Linked DNA regions of Homo sapiens: all the other regions are linked to region 2. A link is a contact called in ENCODE Hi-C or POLR2A ChIA-PET data. All regions are on one chromosome and are shown on one strand. Each heading gives the region's core, a stretch centred on a gene start or an enhancer-like site at or near the end of the contact. The rest is flanking DNA. Distances are from core to core; before and after follow the strand shown. Region 1 overlaps MAD1L1 (mitotic arrest deficient 1 like 1). Region 2 holds the start of ELFN1 (extracellular leucine rich repeat and fibronectin type III domain containing 1). Region 3 overlaps MAD1L1 (mitotic arrest deficient 1 like 1). Region 4 overlaps MAD1L1 (mitotic arrest deficient 1 like 1).

Region 1 (3,205 bases), core at 610-3,109, 150 kb before region 2:
TGTCTTTCTCTGACTGGTTTCTGGTTTTGATGTCCACTGGTGTGGCCTCCACCTCTTCACGCCACCCCACAGATGAACAGCATTCACATAACTTCCCAGTATCTCGAAGTAGCATCGTTTCCATTTCCTGCGTGTCTTCTCATTTTACTGCATTATTTCAGCTTTCCTTGTTTGAGCCAGGATTCAGGGCTTCCTTCATTCCATCTCTAGCTTCCTCCCCTCGAGTTTCCCAGTTCATGGAGTTTCTCTTGGACCCTCAGCAGCAGGGGGTCTTGTTCTTGACAGGAATCCCTCACACTTCCCCCTTGGCCTCCGAGCCCCACCACATCCTGCGGTTGGTGGTGTGTGGAGAAAGTGGTGTGTGGAGAGAGTTGGTGGTGTGCGCTGTCTCTGCTCTCCAAGCCCTTTGTCAGCCCCCACCCCTCCCTCACTCCGTGCCTCTTGTCCGTGCCCGCTGGGACACCATGGGGCTCGGCTCAGGGGATGGTGGGACCAGCGCTTAGTAAGACTAGTCAGCCCTAGGCACCGAGTGAGCACTGCTCACGTGGCAGAGCTGGAATGGGGGCCGGGCACACAATCCCTGGCCCACGTGTTCCACGGACATGCTGCAGAGGTCCCCGGCCCTCCAGGGCAGGCCCTCTCTGCTTCCAGAGGGGCAGGTGAGCCCCAGGCCAGGCCAGCGAGGGTCTGGACTAGAGTGCAGTGGCCACAATGGACGCCGCGAGTGTCTTCATTAAGAGTGAGTGTCTCAGTCTCCCCCAGGGCGCCCGCCAGCCACAGGGCCGCTATGTGCGCAGACTAGACAGGTGGCAGCTCGGGCCGGCCAGGCAGAGGGAGAGGAAGCCAGAGCCTGCGCGCAGGCAGCCTCAGAAGTATTTCCAGCCACAGCCAACGTGTCTTACTGGCAATTTGCTTTTTAAAAAATTGCAGTTTAATTTTAAGTGAGCAGCCCGTAATTACAGTGATTTACGAGGTACCTGGGGACTGTGTGATATTTGAACATGGCAGAGGGCTGAGCAGCGATGGCAGAGATGGATGGGCCCGGCGCCACTCATTCAGCAGGTCCTGCTAATGCCGGAGCGTTAGACCGAGGTGGAGCCTCCCAATGTGGCTGGGTACGCTGGGGGAAACGGAGTCAGAGGTGGGCTGCACAGCAGGTCGACTTGTTCACCGGGGGCTGGTGTTTTGCAAACGCTGGGTCTGCCTTCGTGTGGGGTTTGAGCTGGGAGAGTAGCACTGGTTACTCCTGCCTGTCTCCGTCCACCCCCACCCCCACCTGGAGGGCAGCGCGGTATATTAGGGCATCATTCTTCCAGAGCCGCCTGAGGCCGGCAGAGAGGAGGTGCTGTAGGAGCCGTGAGTGGGTTGCCCGGCCTACCATTGGGAGCAGCTGTCTTGCTGACGCTGGCGGGGTGCACCTGTTTCAAATAAAGAATGATCAGAGCTCACGCCTGTAATCCTCACGTCGTGGGCAGCTGAGGCAGGAGGATCACGTCAGGCCAGGAGTTTGAGACCAGCCAGGCCAGGAGTTTGAGACCAGCCTGGGCAAAATAGCTAAAGTCTATCTATCTCTCAAAAAAATTTAAAAATTAGCCAGGTGTGCTGGCACATGCCTGTCATTCCAACTGCTCAGGAGGCTGAGGTGGATCACTTGAGTCCGGGAGCTCGAGGCTGAGTGACCCGTTATCATGCCACTGCACTCCAGCCTGGGTGACAGAGTGAGACTCGTCTCTAAAAAAAAATATTTTTAGAAATGAACGGCCAGGCTCCCAAAGCCTGCCAGCCTCTGAGGGCCGGGGAAGGCGGGTGCCTGGAAAACAGCTATTCTCTGGTCCAGCCTGGCCAGAGTCTGCACCACAGTGCGTCAGGCCCAGCCAGGTTGCCAGCCCTGGGTTGGGAGGAGGGCGAAGGGCCGGCTGAGGAGACTTCTTCCCACACTGCCTCCCCACCCCTGCCCGGCAGCTGCAGGAGAATCAGCCCCTCTGACATTTAGGGGGAGAAATTCAGAATCAAGAGCAGAAGGCAGAAGTGAAAGGATTTTCTCAGCGAAAGGTCAGAGTGGTTTCTCTTGTTTTTGTTTAAAAATGGTTTGTGTTGAACTATGACAAGGCCAAATGTACTAAGGCAGCAGAAACAGGGGGAGGGCAGGGGGAGGGCACGGGGACGGCTCCTGAGAAACAGGAGGTGCAGGAACAGGTCAGGTCGCAGGGCCTCTGGGGCAGCACGTGCTCCAAAGGTGGTGAGGGGAGGGGCGACACCATCAGGGCGGGGCCCAGCCCAGGCATGCTCCGGTGGACAGGGGAGCTGCCAGGACCAAGCTGGATGGAGCCAGGCCGCCCTGTGGCTCCTGGGGAGGGTTCCCAGAGGGCTGCCGGGCGGAGGGAGCGCTTTCCAAAACGGTTTCCTGAGCTCCGATGCACACACATGCAGCTCACCCTCACGTCTAGCGCTCCATTAGTCTACCGTTCCGTTCCTCCCGGCACATTCAGTGCGCAGCCGCGACCAGTCTAACCGTGGCACATTTCCACTGGCCCTGAGCCCTGACGTGCCCCTCCAGGACATCCCCTGGGCACGGAGTTGTGTCGACAGGTCTCTGTGACTGGCTGGGCGTGTTTTCGGGGTTTGCCCGCGTGGCAGCGTGTATCAGAGTTCGGCTGTACGAAGCGGTGTTGACGGGTAAACCCGGTTTTGTGTCTCCCTCCGGCGGTTGAGGGCTGGTTCCGCGTTCCATCTGTTGGTGATGGGATCGTGTTGCCGTGGACACCCGTGCCGAGGTCTGTGCGTGGACTGCGCTCAGACCCCCTGGCTGCGCGCCCGGGCGGGTGCTGGGCCCATGGACTCTGCGTCCAGCTCTTTGAGGAGCTGCCGGCTGTTTGCAGTGGCCGCACCACACACGCTCCCGCCAGCGACGCGGAGGGTCTGATTCCCCTCGACCCAGCAGCTCATGGTGGTTGCTCTCAGTGGCCGTCGGCGCGAGGCGGCTCCGTGTCTCGCTCAGTTGCGGTTCACGTTTCCCCGGTGCCCAGCGTCCTGGCATGAGCTCATTGGCCGTGTGTGGCTCTTCTCTGGAGAAATGTTCAAGGGCCCCTTGTTTAATTGGCTCTTTCCTCTTCATGGTGGAGTTGTGGGAGTTCTGGGCATATTCTGGGTACAGGACTTTTCAGGGACGTGGTTTCAGAGGGAGCTTTGTGGTGGGCCGGGTTTG
Region 2 (3,369 bases), core at 322-2,821:
CACACGGCCCCCTGGAGTTTGTCCCCCTGCTTTGGTGGAGTGGGGCGCAAACCTGGGCTGGGACCTGTAAGCCAGTCTTCTCAATGCTTGTTCAATTAAAAGGTGGCAGGGGCAGGGACCCAGGGGGCAGGAGGCCAGGGGGCCAGCCAGGCAGAGAAGAGGAGCATGTTGATGCTTTTCAAGCAACCTATGCCCAACCCAATGGGGTTTCCCCCAAGGCTGGGTGCAAGCTGGACCTCTTTGGAGGCTGGGGGCCTCTCTAGGGGGCAGCCCCTGAGAGAGGCAATATGGGGAGATTTGCCATTTACATCTGCTCCTGGCTCCCGGTCCCTCCACAGCTTCTGTCCCCAGGCTCTCCGCACAGCCCTTAGCCCAATCGAGGGAATGAGCGGCAGAGGCAGCCAGCCCAAGCCAGGGTCCAAAGAGGCCCCACTCCGGGTGTGCAGGAAGGGAAAGTGCTGGCACGGAGGCTTTTTGAGGACGTGCACACCTGGCTCGGCCGGCCTCGACCCTTTCTGCTAAGCCTTCGTTTTTTTCAGAAGGCATGATCATCCTAGCCCCATTTCACAGGTGTGGAAACTGAGGCTCTGAGATTCACCTGCCCCAAGGTCACACAGCTGAGACCTGGAAAAGCCGGATTTTCATCTCAGAGGGTGTCGTTTTTATGGGGGGGGGGGCGGTGTGCGGTACGGCAGGCAGTGCCCCCCGCCCCACCCTCAGCATCAAGCAGGTGACCTGCAGGTTTCAAAGGATGGAAATGGGGGCGCTTGTCTTTAGAGGCAGGTTGGGGCACGGAGGCTTGGCAGCCTCCTCCCAGCCCCCAGAGGGACGAGGACGAGGATGGACTCCAGGTGGGGCGAGGGGTGGAAAGCACCCAGTAAGTTCAGTTCGGAGCGAAGCCCCCCACCCCACCCCCCCGCCAGTGGTTGGACTCAGGGGCTGGGACCGAGGAATGTGACCCCTCCCCGTGCGTGACTGGACGGTCCCCGCGCGGAGCGAGGAGGCTCGCAGCGTCGGGGGGAGGGCGGCCCAGCAGGGAGGGCGATGCGAGCCTGGGGAGGGGTCAGCGACTCGGCCAGGAGGTGAGGACAGCCCCCTAATTTCCGGGAAGGGAAGGGCAGGGGGCCGCGTCTGGGGGGCGCCGGGCAGGGTGCGGACGGCGAAGGGGGACGGAAGGGAGAGAGGCGCTGGGGAAGGGACCTCTCGGAGGCACGGGGCAGCGTGCGGGCTGCGGCAGCGACCCCGACCCGGGCCCCCGGGCTTTGTCGGGCTGAGCCTGCGCCCGCTCCGCCGCCGCCAAGTTCCTCCAACTTTGCCCGCTGCGCTCGGATCGCGCGCCAGGCCTGGGGGCGCAGCAGGGGCTGGGGGCGCACGCTGCGCACTCGGGGACGCCCGGGGTTCGAGGTGGCGGGGGGCTTGGCCGCGCCGCTCCCCGGGGGTGGTCCGGGTCCCAAGTCCCCCAGGTTCAGCGCCCGGCCGCGCTCGCCGCTTACCTGCCCGCCCGGCCTCGGTTCCGGGGCTGCGCCCGCAGCCGCCGCCGTCCTTCAAGCTCTAACTTCGCTCCCGGGATTGAAATTCCTCCCCAGCTTCGCCCATCGATCTGCGCGCGCGGCCCCGCCCCTCGCCGCGCGGCCGGGGGGGAATTCAAGCTCGCCCTGCCCCCTCCCGCCCCCCTTCCCTCCCTCCCTCCCTCCTTCTCTCCCTCCCTCGCTCCCTCGCCCGCCTGCGCGCTCCCTTCCACCCCCTCTTCCTCCGCCGCGAGTCCGGCTCGGAGCCTCTGGCCCTCCCCTTCTCTCCCTGGCCTCCCGAGCCCCCTGCTCTCCTCGGCTCCCCGCGGCAACCCGCTCCTTCCCTCTCCCGGCGACGCGCAGGGGCTGGGGAAGGAGGGGAGGTCCTAGAAAGCGCAGGGGGCGTCCTCGCGGTCCGTCCCCGGCCCTCCCCGCCCACATCTAAAAGGTGGAGGGGGTGGGTGGGTGGGTGGGGGGAGTGGGGGCGACAGCTGTTGGCTGAACAAGCTACCCGCGACTCCCACCACCTCAAGCAAAGCCAAGGCGTTCTCAGGTCCTCCCGTCGGTCCGCCCCTTATCCGGGAGGGCAGGGACCTAGGGGCGGAGAACGCAGGGCGCAGGCCGGGCCTCCTCTGCCCAGCCCTGGCCCCGCTTCCTTCCTTCATTCACCCCAACCTCTGTGAGGACTTCAGGGGGTTCTGGAGCACTCTTCGGCTCAGTTTCACCCTGACAACCTGCCTGTGCGGAAGCCCCCGTCCGCATGTTACAGGAAGGGAAACTGAGTCAAGAGAGGCCCAGAATCTGGCCCTACACAGCGCGTCGAAGGCAGAGCCCCAGGGGCAGCCTGGACCCCCGGCAGGAGCCTCGGGACTCCACGCTCGGGCCGGGCAGGCCCCGGCGGTGCCTGGACAAGCCCGCGTTCGCAGAACGGCCGGCGCCTGGGGACCCTCTCCAGTCCCCGCGCAGCCCGCGCGTCCCCGCCGGCGCCCCCTCCCCGCTTCCTGTCCCCCGCCCGCCTCTGGTTCCCGGCCTCAGTACCCCCGGCACGCTCTCCGCTCGCCGCCAGCAGCTGGGCAATTCAACGAGCATACAAAAGAGTTGACTCAATTCAAAGGCAGCAAATCAAGATAAATCCTATAGTGTGTGGGGACCGGAGAGGGAATGTGAATGAACGCCCACGACGCCGTTCAGTCCTGTATGGACCGGCCTAGCCCGGCTGCAGGGCCTGACACGCCCGGGTCCTAGGGTTCTCCAGGAGCCAGAATCGGAGAGTGGGCTCTGAGCTGCCTTGGCTCCCAGGCCCCCAGCACTGGCCCGAATTTAGTAATTTAGAGCTTGTGGCCTCCTTCGGCTGGCTGGGTGGGGCTCCCGTGATAGGGGTGCAGAGCCTTGAAGGGGAGTGCTAGGACGAAAGCCAGTGCGCCCCCACGATTTCATGCAAATACTGGGGGGCAGGGGCCCTGGAAACCCAGCACAGCCCCAGGGGCCGGCAGGAAGGGCACCGGTGGTTTGGAACACCTAAGCTGTGGCCTTTCTCCCTCTGCCCCGACCTGGACCACGGTCAGAGCCAGGCCGCAGGCCAAGAGCAGGTCCTTGTTTACCCACCAGATAGATACTGCAAGCCTGGGATGTGCCAGGCCTGGGCCTGTGGAACGAGGCCGGCGGTGAGCGGGGCACCCTCTCCTCCCTGCCTGTCTGTGAGGTCTCCCCAGCTGCAGCTCCACTAGGGAGAAGCTGGTCGGCCCCCAGAGCTTCCTTGGTCACGCTTGGAAGGTCCCAGTAAGCTACCCTCCAGCTTCTGGCCTGGCCAGCCTTGTGCAGAAGATGACCACCGGGCTCCGGGCCCCAGCCTATCCACTCC
Region 3 (3,063 bases), core at 28-2,527, 230 kb before region 2:
TGTGGATTTCCTGCTTCTCAGATCACAGTCATCCATTTCTACACTCTTGAAACTCTCAAACCTTTGAATAATAAAAACACACCAAGTCTTTAAGCTATCAGAAATGTACTTCTTCGCTTTTGTATAATTCTGTATACTTTGAATAATTCACAGAGGTGTTTAATGCATTATACGAATTCCATAGGTTTCTAAAATGATTAGGTATTAATAAAGGTGTACCATGAACAGTTATCACTTAACATATCACTCGTTACATCAACATTTACAAATTAAGAGGCAGCGTTTTCCCCGGATCCCTGCGTGTGCTGTAGTTGAAGCGAATCTTAGGAAGACTAACTGCAGCGGAACCTTGGGGCACCCTCCACAGTGTTTTCTGTTGAGAGTGTCGAAAATCCAAAAGAGGGAAGCAAGCCACTCGTCATCTTCCCGCGAAAGGTGGCCGCTGTCCTGCTTCGCCGTGTTTCCTTTCGGTGTTTCATACGTAGGCACATGCCTAGGCATGTTCATTTACACCTGGGAACTCGGGATCCTGGGGTTCCATTGTGTGTGCTCCTGTGTCACTTTTTAAAAACACCGTCAGCAAGTAGCATCTTGACCACTGTAAGCCCTGCATGGGCTTCTGAAGCGCAGCCCTGCCCAATGTCCTCAGGTTTGCTGGACACCAGGTCCATCCCCGTCATACCCTCGAGCATGGGCCCTGCCGCTCTTCCTGCTCGAGCCAGCATCTCAGCTCCCCCGGCCCTCATCCGCCCGCCCAGGATCCCAGCCATGGCAGGATGTTGAGACCAGAAGGCTTGGGCTGGCCTCAGCTTGCCAGTGGCCGGACTTTCAGCCCCCATGGCCTGGGCAGGAACCCCTGCCCTCCTTTCCGCCTTGGAGCCCTCTCAGCCCCCAGGCTCCTGAGGTCAGGGAGAGGCAGGAAGGGGGCCCCAGGAGGAGGAGGCAGGCGGACAGAGAGCCCAGGAGCTGGCCAGCTCCCCAGCCCTGCTCGCCCCAGGCCTAAAGGACACACAGCGTACGGGAGGCCGGGCTCGCCCTGAGGAGCCGTGGTTCCTGCAGGGGTCTGGCCTGGGCCCCGCAGCTCTTGCCAGGCATCCTGCCCGCCTTCCTAGACTCTTGTGATCTGGAGCCTTGGCGCCTCCCCAGGCCGCCCCCTCACTGCCCATCCTCCAGCCCTTGCTGTCCCTTCTTTCCAGTGGCAGGCCTGGCCTGACCTGACCTTCTGGACCACGGCCTGTCCTGGCCCAAGGCCCGTGTGAATGTGACTTTGCAGGTCCTGAGGGCTGGATGTGCTGGGTCAGAAGCCATGGAGCTGAGGCAGCCGCCTCCGGAAGGACAGACGGTCCACTGGCCCAGTGCTCCACCAGCAAGGCCTGGTGCCCGCAGAGGCCCCGCTCCCCACCCTTCCGGCCACCCACCATGCCTGCTCTGGGCCGTGTTCCGGGGGCTGGCTCAGGTGGACAGTGTCAGGGAACGAGGTTGCTTTTAGCTTACCCACTTTCCCCATGTGTGACATGCACTGTGTTTTCATGCTTGAAGCTCACAGGATCAGGGAGATTAAGTAAAGTATGGAAGGGCTTTACAAGTTGATGTTTGCAGGCGGGGCTGAGAGCTGCGGGGTGGGCCTGGCATGGGGAGCTCTGGGCAACCCAGGCAGGGGGCTGACTCTAGGTGAGCTTGTGGGCTGGTGCCCAAGTGCAGCTGTTGCCAGGGGGGTGCTGGCTGGGCCTCTGCCTCATCTGTAAAGCAGGTACAGTTACGTCTGACCCACAGGAGTAAGTGGGGCCATGTTCCTGGCACATCCATCATGGTTGCCAAGACCCCACCTTGGTCCATCGGTTTCATTTCTGAGCAGTGAAGTCCCCGCAGGAAGAAGCTGCCAACTTGTGTCTGCGGTTTTCCCTGGAACCCCAGCATCAAGGCCCACCTGCTCCATCCTCTTCACCTGGGCCCAGCTCGCTTGTAGACACCTTCTCCAGGAAGCCCTCCTGGGTTCCCCAGATGTGGGACCCTTCTTCCGCTGGCTTCCCTCCTAGGACACGTGCCACCTTGTGTTTTTCCTGACAGGCGAGTCTGCCGGAGGTTTTATCCTGTTGGGTTCGTTGTCCCTTGAGGGTCCCCAGGGGGCCTAAGTGTGCCCCTCCTGTGTTTCTCCCCCACTGCTGGGTGCCTGGTTCTTAAAGATGCTTCTTGCTCCATTTCTCCCTAGGCTTCTTTTCACAGCCTCTTTCCCCCAGCCTCACCCAACCCCCACCCTCTACTCCTGCTCTTCCTCCTCCCTCTCCCACTCCTCCTCCAGACTCTGTCCTGCCCAGCTGATGTGCCCTGCTAGCAGCTGTGCCTAGCACCCCGCTCGCCCCCTCCCCTCTTTGGAGGGCTGGGGCCTCCCAGACCTTCCTGCGCCCCATCTGGTTGATGTGGAGGGATCGCCTGCTGGATATGGGCCTTTAGAGCATGTTCATGAGGGCTGACACTGGGCATGCAGCCTCACCTCCCCAAGTTTCAGTCTCCTCACCTGTGGAGTAGAAGTAACTGTGGCTCACTTCGGAGGCTGCAAGAGGCAAGTCTCATAAGTGCCACCTGTGGAGCTGGGGAGGGGTCATGTTGCACCGGGATCCCTGTTGGCTGGTTCAGCTCCAGCCCACGGTGCACCCGTGCTTCTCCCAGAGCTGTGACTAGCTCTGCCGGCCCTGTGTGTCCTGGTCCCTGCAGACCTTCTGGAGGGCCTGCAACATTTAGGGAGCTTTCAAAGGCTCCCTGTAAGCCGACTCTTCCCAAGTCCTCCTCCGAGCTGCCCTTCACTGGGTGAGGCCGTTGGCCTCCTGAGAAATCCTCCCCCTTGGGTTCCAAGAAGACAGCGCTAGAGCTGCCAAGTCTTCTGGCAGGAGCTCTGACCAGGAGATCAGCATCAGTCCTGCCCCATCCACCTGTCATTCCTGCCTCCTTTGTATCCAGGACACCAAGCTTGGTGACAGGAGAGGCACTTGTACTGTTCGCAGCAGCTCCACGCCCCCAGCTCAGGGCCTGGCTTATGGAGAGGGCAGTCTAGGGCTCTGCCAGACA
Region 4 (2,993 bases), core at 202-2,701, 250 kb before region 2:
TTTTTTAATTTCATTTATCCTTTTTTTTGACTTAAAGGTTTTCTTACCTGTTTATTATTCTAAGTTAATTTTAGAATTACTTTGTCACGGCCAGGCGCGGTGGCTCATGCCTGTAATCCCAGCACTGAGGCTGAGGCGGGTGGATCACCTGAGGTCGGGAGTTCAAGACCAGCCTGGCCAACAAGGTGAAACCCTGTCTCTACTAAAAACACAAAACGCCAGGCGTGGCGGGAGGGTGTCTGTAGTCCCAGCTACAGGTACTATAGATGCTGAGGTGGGAGAATCGCCTGAACCTGGGGGATGGAGGTTGCAGTAAGCCAAAATCACACCATTGCACTCCAGCCTGGGCAACAGAGATAGACCCTGTCTCCAAAAAGAAAAAAAAAAAAAGAATTAGTCAAATTCAAAAAAAAGGTATCAAGGTTTTATTTTTTACTGAAATTACACTGAAGTTATAGGTTAATCTAGTGGAAGAATCTTTGGCTTTCCAGCGTCTGTGTCTGAGCAGGGAAGGGCGCCTCAGGGCCGCCTCCCTCACCGATACCACGTCTCAGACCCGCAGCGTGCCGGGGTTCCCTTTGCAGGCTCCGGTCCAGGCAGGAGTGTGTCATCTGGGCTGCCATCTGCTGGGCAGGGGTCCTGAGTCCCCACTGCTGGCTCCAGGCCGCCTCTCCGCCCTCTTCCCACCTCCCCACCCTCTCTTTGGGTTGCCTGTCTCGTCGTCTCCAGGGCTCAGAGCCGAGCTTTGCAGGAGGAGCAGGGAACATGAATCTGCACCCTTTTCTGTCTGGACCGGATGTCCCGTGAATCTTTTTTATTCAGTCAATGAAGATTAGGGTTTTTTGCTGTCGGTTTTTAAATGGATACACAGTGTTCGTGCATCGTTATGGGGTGTAGGTGATGTTGTCTTGCATGCCCAGAATGGGCAGTGGCCACACAGGGGTATTTGGGGTATCCGTCACCTCATGGACTGGTCATTTCTAAGTGTTGGGAAGACCTCCTGTCCTCTCTTCTCACTGTTTTAAAGTAGACAGCACATGTGGCTGACTGTAGTCCGCCCCCACTCGGCTGTGGAACGTGAGGTCTTACTCCTTCCATCTGGCTGTGCGTCTGTACCCACTGACCAGCCTCCGTTCATCCCCGCCCACCCCACACCTGCACCCTCCTTCTCCCCCAACTCCATGCGATGGGTTCCCCCCGCTCCCGTGGGTGAGAGCGTGCAGCGGGTCTTCCTGTTTTAACCACTTCCCTTGGTGCCTCTGAGGAATCGCTGGGTCCACAACACAGTGTGAGGCTGCCACGGCAGCCGAGTCTCCCCGACTTTCTCTGCCCCTGCTCCTCCCACACACTGTCGCTGCTCCATCTGCAGACAACACAGCCCCGGGCGAGCTTACTGGGCAGGGTTCTGCCGAAACACAGAACTCGTAGAATGTGTGTACACACGCACATGCACACGCACGCACGCACGCACACGGAGATGCTTGTTACAGGGAGTTGGCTCACGCAATGACAGGCAAGTCCCGAGAGCTGCAGGGTTGGGGGCAAGCCGGGGACCCAGGAGCACTCATGTACTGGGGAAGGACAGGGATGCTGGGCCCACACAGCCCCGGCTTCTGACTCTGGGGGTTGCTGTCTCCTAACGCTGCTGCAGCCCTGCTGTGCGCCCTCCTGGGGACCTCCGTGTCACTGGGGACCTCCGTGTCACTGGAGCTGTTGGCACTGGCCCTCTATAAGCGTTGGGTGGACTGGAGGAGGGGTGTGGGTAAGGCTGACTCCGCCCTGCCACCCCTGGGCACTTTGCAACTTCAGCTCCCTCCCCAGAGTCATCTGCAGTTTCTTTTTGTTGATCAAAGTTAAATTTCAGTTCCAAAGCAAAGTTGCTCCTGAGCTGATGGAGGAGGGGTTGCCACACACTGTCAGCTGTTTTGGACTTGGGCCATGGTCCCAGCTCTGCACCAGCAGCCATGTGACCTTGGGTTCAGCTCTCTCAGCTCTGACATGTGGCTCACTCCAATCACGGTCATTGTGGAGGGTGTGTTTATAGCAGAGGCACCGCTGGCCCATGATGTGTGCTCAGCATGATGGTGATGGCGACGATGGCGGCTGTGGCCTGAGCCCATTGGCCTCTGGGCCCGTGCAGGAGCCCATTTGGTAGAAGCTGAGCCAGGCTGGTGGGTAGAGAAACAAAAGTGGCTCCCAATGAGCCCATTCCCCAGTGCGGTCCTCCCTTTGTGTGGTAGGTCCCCAGCGAGGACGGCAGGCTTGGCTTTACAGTTCTGCCTTCAGTGCCAGCCACCTGGACCTCCTGCACCAGGTCAGGGAGAGAAGGCAGAGGAGACCTTGCAGGCTGCAGGTGTCCCTGGCTCCAACACACCGTGTGTCCATCTGAGGCCGGGGCAGCCGTGTTGGACGGCCTGGGAGCCTGAGGTCAGAAGGCTTGGATGGAGGTCCTGCTCCACGTCGTAACAGTTGGGGGTCTGGGTGGACCCTTTTCTCTCTGCATCTCAGCTTCCCCATTTGAGAAACGGGACCACCGGCCCAGGTCCTGGGGCAGTTGTGAGCGTCTGTCCCCGCACCAAGGGTGAGCGTGACAGGCGGACGATCTCTGCAGACTCCTGGGACTGAACGATAGGAGGAGGTCCCTGTCCTTGCTGGGGAGGGGCCGGATCACGGCGGCATGGGCCGGAGGGAACTGCCCTGCTGGCAAGAGCCGCCAGAGCCTGGGGTGACCCAGAGACAGGACGGGTGTTGGAAGGATCAGTGCCCCTGCCCTGCCACGTGCTCTCACCCTGTGCACTCATTGAGGCGCCCTGTAGAGAGGGGAGGGGAGGGGAGGGGGGCTGGGGCCAGGAGTAGCCACAGCACCAGTCGCCCTGGGGCCGGGAGCTGTGGTCTCCTCAGGTGGGCCCAAGTGCAGTCCAGGTGGGGCAGTGGCCTCAGAGCACAGTGGCTTTGCTGAAGGCTGGCTGGCACTCCAGTTAAACACCCTAGGC

Evidence for each region. Hi-C counts contacts between places; a loop is a spot of excess contacts on that map. ChIA-PET counts read pairs that join two places held with the same protein, here RNA polymerase II (POLR2A). Pooled maps may share reads with other maps.
Region 1: a loop to region 2 is called in a pooled map, with 3 times the contacts of the local background. The contact joins the enhancer-like site here to the promoter of ELFN1 in region 2. A Hi-C loop is called at or near these places in 2 of 168 maps with a recorded cell type or tissue (IMR-90 and mammary epithelial cell) and 7 of 50 pooled maps.
Region 3: a map of right cardiac atrium shows a loop between it and region 2 (2.0-fold over the local background). The contact joins the enhancer-like site here to the promoter of ELFN1 in region 2. A Hi-C loop is called at or near these places in 1 of 168 maps with a recorded cell type or tissue (right cardiac atrium) and 2 of 50 pooled maps. POLR2A ChIA-PET finds 5 or more read pairs at or near these places in 2 of 52 experiments (BJ and Caco-2).
Region 4: a loop to region 2 is called in a map of naive thymus-derived CD4-positive, alpha-beta T cell, with 3 times the contacts of the local background. The contact joins the enhancer-like site here to the promoter of ELFN1 in region 2. A Hi-C loop is called at or near these places in 5 of 168 maps with a recorded cell type or tissue (A673, CD4-positive, alpha-beta T cell, mammary epithelial cell and 1 more), 4 of 37 single-sample maps with no recorded cell type and 14 of 50 pooled maps. POLR2A ChIA-PET finds 5 or more read pairs at or near these places in 2 of 52 experiments (AG04449 and activated CD4-positive, alpha-beta T cell).

The regions. Positions count from the first base shown.
Region 1 is chr7:1,816,930-1,820,134 of GRCh38, reverse strand. The region is part of intron 18 of MAD1L1 (mitotic arrest deficient 1 like 1); the gene reads left to right. Among named protein-coding and RNA genes, the nearest start is that of MIR4655, 26 kb to the left of the region's middle. Within about 2 kb of position 1,859, at least 6 of the 41 ENCODE cell types and tissues checked have a DNase peak (open chromatin) inside an H3K27ac peak, as active enhancers do.
Region 2 is chr7:1,668,479-1,671,847 of GRCh38, reverse strand. ELFN1 (extracellular leucine rich repeat and fibronectin type III domain containing 1) reads right to left here and starts at 1,571. Exons shown (of 4, transcript NM_001128636.4): 1 at 1,494-1,571. RefSeq lists enhancers at 19-725, 726-1,432, 1,433-2,139, 2,140-2,847.
Region 3 is chr7:1,894,010-1,897,072 of GRCh38, reverse strand. All of the region lies in intron 18 of MAD1L1 (mitotic arrest deficient 1 like 1), which reads left to right. Among named protein-coding and RNA genes, the nearest start is that of MIR4655, 51 kb to the right of the region's middle. Within about 2 kb of position 1,277, at least 5 of the 41 ENCODE cell types and tissues checked have a DNase peak (open chromatin) inside an H3K27ac peak, as active enhancers do.
Region 4 is chr7:1,918,714-1,921,706 of GRCh38, reverse strand. The region is part of intron 17 of MAD1L1 (mitotic arrest deficient 1 like 1); the gene reads left to right. Among named protein-coding and RNA genes, the nearest start is that of MIR4655, 76 kb to the right of the region's middle. Within about 2 kb of position 1,451, at least 6 of the 41 ENCODE cell types and tissues checked have a DNase peak (open chromatin) inside an H3K27ac peak, as active enhancers do.